Regions from separate parts of the Homo sapiens genome. Here region 1 is linked to region 2. A link is an interaction called in ENCODE POLR2A ChIA-PET data of the cell type or tissue named here. Cell type or tissue: PC-3. All regions are shown on one strand.

What was found. Peaks named below come from ENCODE experiments on the same cell type or tissue, not always from the same donor. Only the 100,000 strongest peaks of a DNase experiment are listed, where the experiment ranks them.
Region 1: POLR2A ChIA-PET joins it to region 2 with 5 read pairs; 1 of 35 experiments calls an interaction of 5 or more read pairs at or near these places.

The regions. Positions count from the first base shown.
Region 1 is chr13:23,957,705-23,962,704 of GRCh38, reverse strand. LOC105370115 (a long non-coding RNA gene) reads right to left here. Exons shown (of 5, transcript XR_941753.2): 3 at 3,967-4,102. Among named protein-coding and RNA genes, the nearest start is that of C1QTNF9B, 63 kb to the right of the region's middle. In PC-3, a CTCF peak has its summit at 1,946 (motif pointing right); a DNase peak (open chromatin) is centred at 1,964.
Region 2 is chr13:23,430,183-23,435,182 of GRCh38, reverse strand. SACS (sacsin molecular chaperone) reads left to right here and starts at 1,481. Exons shown (of 10, transcript NM_014363.6): 1 at 1,481-1,568. RefSeq lists an enhancer at 1,662-2,229. In PC-3, no CTCF peak of the experiment used is centred here; no DNase peak of the experiment used is centred here; H3K4me3 peaks cover 1,223 bases.

The sequences.
Region 1 (5,000 bases), 530 kb before region 2:
TCTCATTACAAATATATTTATCTATAACTGATCCTTAAAATTACAAATAAGCACCAAACAGATTTGTTGCTTTTCTGCCTTTTAAAGTGTGTAGAGCAGCAAGCTTTCCTGAGAGCACGAGGCAGCCTTTAATTGAAGGTGCTAGGTTCAAGGCACCATCTACTATCATTTGGGATCACAGGAACATGGGTATACAAATGGCACCAAGGTCCAGAAAACGTGCCTGGGTCCAAAAAAAGGGGAGGCTCTTTGCAAGTCAAAGATAAAAGAAAAAGTAGCATCATCTCCGACAGCTGACCCCGAGTATCCAGCTACAGCATCACAACAACTTGTGAGATTAGTTCCTAAAAGAGACGTAGACTTGTCCCAATACAGTCTGTTAAAGTTCTTACTAACTAGAGAAGCCACAAGTAACAGTAAACTGATATTTTATTAAAGTGACTGCTATATGGAAGTAAATATCTAAATGTTTTAACATGTTTTACCTGTCATGTAAATTAATTTTCACAAGCCCGATTCAATTAGCTCATCATAATTCCTAGGTTTATTTACCCCAGTTCAGCTCATCTTGACTTAGATTCTTGGACCATTCTTCCGAACTATTTATTTCATTATAAAGTTCCTTTTAAACAATTGTAAACTATTCATAATAATAAAGAATTATCTTGCACCAGGAGGTTGAGGCTGCAGTGAGCTACTATGATTGTGCCACTGCACTCCAGCCTGGGTGACAGAGAGTAACACTATCTCAAACCTTTTTTTAAAAAAAGTGATTAACTCACAACTGAGAAAATAAAAGGAAAATGTCATTATTGTGTTAGAATAGAGAGTAAGAATATAGACACCTATTCTTCCATATAGACCAGACAGCTCAATACCATTTCACTCAAAGAAGAAAAAAAGGGGGGGAAATGGTAGGTGTGGAGGCACAGAGGGCAGAGTATTAAAGCCTTTTACTGAAATGACTCCAAAGTTCAGTGTGGAAGTAAAGTTTCTACATTTAAAAACTTTACATAAATTATATGAATTACAATTTTCATAAAAGTCAAAATGAAAGGTTCTGCATAGGATGAAAGATATGCCTAAGCAACATTTCATATTTGTACAAGGCCATTGAATGCCACAGATACTAGTAACACATACAAAGCTTAAGTCTATGGGACACTGAACAAAGATTTCAGTCTGGTATTCTGTAAGTCCAAGATTGTAAACTACTCTTATTCTACAAAAGCTGTAATGATGTAATAGAATTTTTATTTTTTAAGAATTGAGACGAGGCTGGGTGCAGTGGCTCATGTCTGTAATCCCAGCACTTTAGGAGGCAGACGTGGGTGGATCATCTGAGGTTAGGAGTTCGAGACCAGCCTGACCAACATGGGGAAACCCCATCTCTACTAAAAATACAAAAATTAGCCAGGCGTGGTGGTGTGTGCCTGTAATTCCAGCTACAAGGAAGGCTGAAGCAGGAGAATTGCTTGAACCCAGGAGGTGGAGGCTGCAGTGAGCTGAGACCACGCCTCCGCAACAGAGCAAGACTCTGTCTCAAGAAAATAAAAAAAAAAGCAAAAACCTTTTATAACCCTTTTGAATTTAGTCAACGTTCACACACAGATTTTCTTTTGCAAGATTAATTTTTTAGAAATCTTCCATAACTTGTTTAAACCATTTTATCTAGTTCAAAGCAATCTAACTCCAGGAAAAAAGAATTTACATTTTGATGACATTTGCATTTTACCAATAATCTTTGTTTTTATTTCTCAAAGATTAAAGTCACATGAACCAAAAGGTACCATAGCTTTTTTTCCCCTTTAAAAATATTTGATGCTAGTGATTACCCTTCTTAGGGTCAACTAATTGGAGCTTTTCATAGACATCACACACACAACACATGTATAACTACACAGAAGATCCAGTAGCTATAGGATTTTTCATTTGCCAATCTCCCAATTGGATTACTGGCCCCTAGGTGGAGCCCTTTAAGAGCAAGACTAGGAAAGCATGCAGTTTCTAGGGACCTAATAAACAGGTATAGCTGGAAGACAAAAACAGATTTTTGAGAGGGATTTATCCTCCTCTAATTCCTGGGCCTCCATGAGGAAAACAGAGGTCTCTCCCACAGTGGAATCAATGGCAACTTTTCTGTTTTTTTCCAAGGAGTCCCAGGCCATGAGAAATTATCTTAGGGCCTCTCATACGTGCATTAAAAGTGGCAAGGCAAAATGGAGAAAAATAATTCAGTTGATTGAGGAAAAACCTTTCTCCAGCAAAACAAGATCCAGGAAGAGAAAAACATAAAGGCCTTTTAAACATACCTGTAACTTGGATATTCCCTTTTAATTAAGCTGAGCACTCTTTAAGAAAAGCCTTTTAAATTCCTTATTACCTGACTTTAGTCACGCCACGTGGCCAATATTTCTGACTTTCAAGCTTTACCAAAAGTAACCTCCTAGATGTTCAGAGCAAGGAAAATTCAAGGTGATTTGTGGAGGGGAAGAGAATCAACAAATGGCAAAGGTCAAGCAGATATCAAACCAGAAAGGACTCATTCCCTAAGTCAGGACTGCACCCAGGCCACCACTGTAAAATGGCAGAGGCTAAAACAGAACATTGCCACCTGGTTACAGGTCACACTCCCAAGGAGGTTGGTTAAACAAGGTGGAGGGCTGCAGCAAAGGTTTGCCATTGCCCAGTTTGCCAGGCTGGCTTCAATAGCAGGCCTATGGAGTCCTGGGCCTACATCACATCCTAAGATGCCCCTCTTCCCTGATAGAACCATACATACAAAAGTCTTTCAAAGCACACCAGATTGGCTATGGCTTGACCAACTTCACAAATCCTTTTTCATAATTAAAACTTTACTGAGAATATAAACAGTGATAGTTGTCACCCTGGCCTGGTTAAACATCTTTTCTCCACACCGTCAGCAGTTAACACAGCCCTGCATTTTAAGCTGTTTGGAAACTATCAAGAGGAGACTCAGCTACCAAGCCAGGAGATAAGGCTCTGTTGTGCAGAGCTTCTTGTGAAAATGTAACAACCACTAGCAAGTTTTCCTAACTACCGAGATAGGCAGGCCTATCCCTTAAAGGAGTAAAACATATTTTACTTCTAAAGAGCTCTTGGCCTGAGCAAATCTAAGGAACACCTACTACATGCCTCATGTTTCCCATGACTTCTAGAGTTTACAAGGACAGCTTCAAGACCAAACCACCTGATGACATTAGTGTTTATGCTTTTTAAAAAACCTGAATTTAAAGGAAAACAGACCAAAAAGAATGCAATGGGCTACCTAGGCCAAGTCTATTTTCTCATTAACAGGATGATTCATCTTCAGAGCTCTTACATTTCACCAAACCCTAGTCTAAGAAAACCCTGAGTGAAACTAGCCAACATTTAGTTAAGACAGTCTGATTATCCTTATTTGCATGACAGCAGCTCATATGAAGAGACAAATGTTCCTGAGATTATTACAAATAATCGCCCTTCAAATACATGCTATAAAAAATGGTATTAACATTTGCTGAGTGACTGTGCCCCATGCATCATTCTGGTACTTTCATACATAATCCTCAGTTTAACGGAATTTTATAAAAATGATTTAAAAGTCACTTTACCTCTCAAATCAACAAATTTGCATTCATTAAACAGATAAGTAAAACGTAATTCATATGTATGTATTCTATTTTTTTCTTAACATTGTTTTGAGCTTTCTCTCTCCAAAACTACCATAAGGGCATCAAAACTCAACATCAAGAGTTCTATCCTTCTGATTTTCCCACTGAAGGATGACAGAAAAAGCTCCATAGCTGTCATCTAAAATCTATTAGTAAGTACTTTGGCTGAACCTTGAAACTAAGATGTCACGTATCAATTACACAGGAATGAGCTGACATTTGCTTCCTGCCAGGAGCAATGCACAGATTCAGAGAATGGTTTCTCTGAATATATAGAAAATAAAACATTTACCTTTGCAGGGATCCGGGACTTCTGAAGCTAGTATTAAAAGCTGTATGTTAAAAATGAGGACTTAGATTTCAGGGAGTCTGTGGAAGTTCTAGGCTTCTTCAGTGTGGGGTCTCATTAGCCAGTCTGTGTGAATGTGCTGAAACAAAGAAAGGATGCTTTCCCTTACTTCTAGCAGAGTTTGACAGAAGTAATGAAGGAGGTGGTGATAAATCATTAATTCTCTCCTAATACCTTCAGAAAAAGACTGAAATGCTAATACTAAAAGGGCCCTTATTTGCCATGTCTCTCCAGCCCTTATTTTAAAAACAAGGAAGCTGAGGAAAGGCAGACTGTGACGTTAGTGAGAGCTTCCAGACCCTTTGTCATCCTTTCCCTTCCTGTATGCCATTTCAGATATGCTGTCCACCTGGAGAAGATTTGCTTGGTGGGACTGGGGCTTGGGTTCTCTGCAGCTGAGTCAAAGCAAATGTAAATACGACGCGTCTTACATATTTGACCCACACCAGCACACAACAGAGAATTACTGAGAGTAAGAGTGTTTCCCACTCTCAGAGAGCAGCTGATCCTTTCCACCATGGCCTCCAAGGAATTCTAGGTAATCCAGATGAACTGGCATTCATCCCAAGTGCAATTTCCATCACTCAGGACAATCTGCTAACAAAAATGCCCTGTGCTTCAGAATTAGCTTCGGCCTTTGCCAGCTAAGAACAGCCAGCCACAGACTGGCTTACTTTGAAAAATATAACTTAGCTATGATACAGACACTCTAATATAACAGTGGTCTACAGTCTTAACATAAAATAAAATTAAGTTGAAAGAACTTTCCTACTATGTGAGATCTGTGATCCATATTTAAATATGAGAGGTTTATAGCATACATACACATATATACACACACGTATATATCTTATTCTTAAATTAGAAAAAATATACTAAACTATAGGTACATTTCCACATATAGTATAATAAGAACATTTATTTAATAAGCTTTTCATTTGTTTTTGTATAGTAATTAGGTTGATTCATCCATCTTT
Region 2 (5,000 bases):
CAATCCTCCTTCCTCAGCCTCCTGAGTTGCTAGGACTACAGGCATGTACCACCACACCTGGCTAAGCAACACTATTTCTGAATAATCAATATTTCACTGGATACTTTTATGTAGTGTGAGTAGGTAGGCAAAATCGTCTAACCTCTCTGAAAACTATACATATATATTATATATATAGTTTATATATATGTAGTTATTTATAACTTTTCCCTTTGGGGGTGTAATGGTTTACAGCTGTGAGTAGAAGAGCCTGCTGGGGGAGCAACATACTGGGTATTCACCGTTTAGTCTACGGTGTCTAGCTGATGCCAGGAACAAGCAAGGGCTCAATATTTGTGTGCTGAATTAAACTGATTACAACTGAACCATGTAAGAATGGTGGTAGCCTCAGAGAGGCAGCCTCACTCCACAGGCGCATGCCACCGAGGGCCTGTTGGTCCACACGGTGCTACAGTGAGAGCTCAATGAAAAGGCCCTGCAAGACACCATTTCTCCCCAATAGAAATGTGCTTTGTTTGTGATTATTCAGTCCTTTTGTTAGAACAGGTCTCCCACCTATCTCCCAGGAAATAATATGTACACAAATCTGTGAGTCTAGGATGTGAAGGAGACACCATTAGATGTGGCATCTTCTGGGTCAGACCAGTGCAGGGCCAGGTACAAGAAGCAGGGGCTCTCCTTCCCCAGTTGCTGCTGACATTTGGGGCTTGCTTTGGTCTTCTCCCAGGAGAGATCATTTGAGCCTTTTCAGGTCTGGAGTTGTTTGAACTGACTTAAGAGGAATTTTCCGCAGGAACGAAGCAATAAGAAGCTTCCGAGATCCAGTATTTCCAGATAAGCCAAAATTCTAGATTTATATGGATAAAGCAGGCAGTTCTACTAGGAGACTATCATGAGGAATATGATGTACCCAGGCCAGTGGCAGGATAGCTGTGCGCCGAAATGAAATAAATGCTGGTGGTATTTCACATACCCCATCAGAGGAAGCAAGAAAATAGAGTTACAATATTTTGTATTATTAAATTGAGACTAGCAATTTCAACTTAGAACAGGATCAATTGTATAGCATTTCACAGTTTACCACACATTTTGAGTGAATGCTTTTTTTTTTAACCATTGGAACCTCATAAACAACTCCAAATAACATACAAAAAGCAGATTGTGAGCTACAACATTACCAGGTCACAGGTCTTCATTTCCCATGAGGTACTCGAGACCCATGAGTGACTTGTCTAAGGTCACACAACTGGTGTTTAATAGAGCCAGTCTTCTGTTAGCCATACCTACTGCTAAAAATTAGCCTTTGCAAGTGAAGAGAACAAAAACGTGTGGTTGGTTGTCACCCCCACAATGAACGACAATGCTGCACTTGCAGCATTATTGACACCTAAGGTTGATGACAGTCCTGTCTCTTTAAGAAGAAAAAAAAAGGCTGCTGGGTAGGGGGAGCGACTGACTGCGGCAGGAGCCGCCTGGACCCAGTGCGGCTGCGGGACAGTCACGCTGGGAACTGCTGATGGCACTGGAGGAAAACAAAGGCCGAGAGACCCTGATGCCCACAGCCCCCAGTAAGTCCAAGGTTCCAGCTGGGTGGCCAGCGAGGGCAGCTGCAGGAGCGGCCTGGGGACGGGCAGGCTCCATGGTGTTGTTGGCCATCCGTCCCCTGAGCCTTGGGAAACCAGGGCTCGGCCACTGCAGCTGCTTGGGGGAGGTAAGGGGCCACTTTCCTTTAACATACCCGCCTTCGGAGAGGACAGAGACGAGAGGGCCTTCAGCGTGCTGTACAGCTGTGAGTAATGAGCTCTTCTGAAAATGTACAGTTTGGGTTGGCTGCTTGTGAATTTGTGGGTGAGGAGCGGCTGCAGGGTGACTAGAGAGATCTGCCGCGGTCAAGATGCTGGACTAGCCGCTTTGTCATTTTAATTTCCACCCGGGTTGCCAGGCACCGCCACAATGGAGCTGTTGCAGTAACACAGCGTGGGGTCCAGAGTCTTATTGAACAATAAGATGGGATTCTCAAAGTAGCTTACGGTTAATTTGCAGAATTGCTCTCACTTTAAACAGCATGCCTTCAAACAATGCCATATGTTATGGTTATCTTATATAATATTTGAAAATCCTGCTTTTAGTTAAAAAATATTTCACATATTTAATTTTATTCTAATAAGCGATCATTAGATTCTTTGAAAGAGTATTCCAGCTTTAGCAACAAAACCTCTCTCTCGCTGTCTTTTTTTCTTCCTTAAAACGAGGTCAATACCTCAGAGAAGAGGACTGGATTTGTTTCTATTAAAACATATCAATTGTTTTGGCTTTAATCTTAATTCTCTCTGCCCCTGAAGATGGATAAAGCCCATTCCGCTTAAGTAAAAGGCAGAAGCCAGGTTGAATCCACGTGCTTCCCAAGCGCAAGCTGCTCTGAAGTTATTTTGAAGGGGAACTCTTCATTTCTCCATCAGTGCAGATAAAAGTAATTGATTCACAGGTCATGGATGAAAATAATAATAATAATAATAAATAATTGACAATCCCATTTTATTTGTCACATGACAAGTAGATTTGCCATTCTGTTTTTCTTAAGCTGCCCATTGATAACCAGACTCATTCTACGTTAATGCAGGGTCATGATGTCCCAGTAGTTTTACTTATGACCATCCAGACTGCCTTCCCTAATCTTGCCCTGAAGCCTCACTTTGGGCTGTGACAACGATCCCCAGTTTCCTTTCCTCTATCCTCCTTAGCCGTCCCTTTCATCCTTTCTTCTCCTTCCTGGGCTGTTTGGGCAATTTTTTCTTTCTTTTCTCCTTGGATCTTAAAGACTCCTTCAGTCTCCCTTTCAAACAAAGCAAGCCAGATTTTCTACATACCCTATTTTCCTTTAATCTTACTTGGTTTATAAGAACTTTTCCACGATTAAGTGTTTTCTATTCTTCACATAATAGGAAGAAAAGTCCAATTATAGAACTTGAAGACCAAGGTTTGCTTACATCTGAAGCATCTCAAAACCATTGCTTTACGCAGGACTTGCCCCCAGAAGCCCCGGGTTCCAATCTCAGGTCTACCACATCCTTACTCTGCAGCCCCTGACAATCCACATAACTTCTGTGAGCCTCAGTTCCCTCCTGTGTCAGAGATGACACAATTATTCACTTAATGGTCACAGGGTTGAAACCAGGTGATTTGTATGAAGGCGCCTAGCAGGGTTCTTCACACAGTGTCACTATTTAGTAAGAGTTTTGTCGTTTTCTCACTCAGTCCACCATCTACCTAACCACCATGGTGAAGCATGCTAAAGTGGTTCATGCACCATTTCCCAAAAGGAATAAATTTTGAAATGAACTTTTGGCTGAGTGCATCTGAATGAGTCCTGATCAGTACAAAATACATATTCAGTTCTTGCTATGCACGAAACACTGTTCTAAGCCCTCTTGTCTATAAAAGGAACGCTGATGTTTCCATGTTGCCATAGGAGTATTCTTTGGAAGAAGGAAGGCCGATTCTCTTTGTACAACTCTTCCTAAATCCTTTAAGACAGCAGCAGTGATGATGATATTGACCACTCCCACCATGAGCCTACATGAGGACTACTAAATGTGATTGATGCAGAGGATGCCAAATTGGAAGTCAGGACAATTCCCATTGCTATTCTGATCTTGGACAGCCTGGGTGGCAATTTGCTCTTTGCAATGACAATCCTGTTACTATTTTAATTTCTACTTTATGTGTCTTTCTCCTGCCGTCTTTCCTTTCCTTAACTCACACTCAGGATATTGTGTAAGATTTTAACGTCTAGGAGAGGCCGTTTCACCCCTACCTAAGGGGGAACATAGCGAAGTTGGGAAAAGCACTGGATTGGGGACCAAAGGGTGTGGCTCCAGCCCTGCTTTGACTTCTCTTTGTGCTAATTAGAAAGCCTTTTAACGCCATCTCTAAGGCAAGAGACATAGAATAATCTTTCAATTTCCTTCAGGTTCTGACTAGATGATTCAGATAGCTCTCTTTGGGGTAGCCTCAGTTTACAACAATTATTTGATCAAATTAAATGCTTTTATCTCATTGATTCTTACAATAGCCTTATGAAACAGGCAGCCCCATTTTGCAGATTACAAAATGCAACCTTAAGAGAGAGTAGAACCCCAAGTATTTCTTATTAGTAAAAGGAGAGACTGACTAGATGGTAAGACTCGATTCCCTTGGGGAGCATCACTGAGTTCTCAGACTGAACTCTGAGCTCTGTTCCTACCATGGTATCCCCCTCAAGGCACTTCAAATTGACGACGATGTGAAACCCAAGGTGACACGTTGGTTCTGGGTTTTGTCAGGAGAGATCTGTGGTCCAATTATAATAACCTTACATCCAGACAAACATTTGTTTTAAATATTCTGCTCGAGATTACACCATGAGTTTGTCATCTGGGGCAGAAAATAAGGGCTCTACAGTCCACATAGCCTTTTAATGTGTTCTGAAATGACATTTAAAAATAAATCAAAGCCATCCTAATATAATTATTGGTGATCATTTAAATCCTTACCTCATTAAAGTACTAAGTGCTAGAAAGGAGTATTTGAATTCTATACGTATCTAGAATTTGTGCACATTTTCACATAGTACTACTTTAGCCTTTTTCCTTGTTTTTAATGCAATGATAAATTTCACCATTTAAAAACCCTGATAGGATTACAAGATTAAATACAAAAAATATTGCATAAGACATAAACATACTAAAAAATAATTCGTGGTTTATCTGAAACTCAAACTTAAGGTGTATATGTTTATATTTATAATTTTTATTTGCTAAATTTGGCAATATGATATAAACAGAGCTTTACTTGATCAATGATAGTTACTTAGAGCTTAAGGATATTAGTTTGTTAGGTCTTTAAGCTTCAAACATAAATTACAACCAATCTTTATGAGTTTTTTGTCAATTACACCAAATATTCCTTTAGTTTTATTTATTAATTTTTTTTTTTTGAGATGTTGTCTAACTCTGTCACCC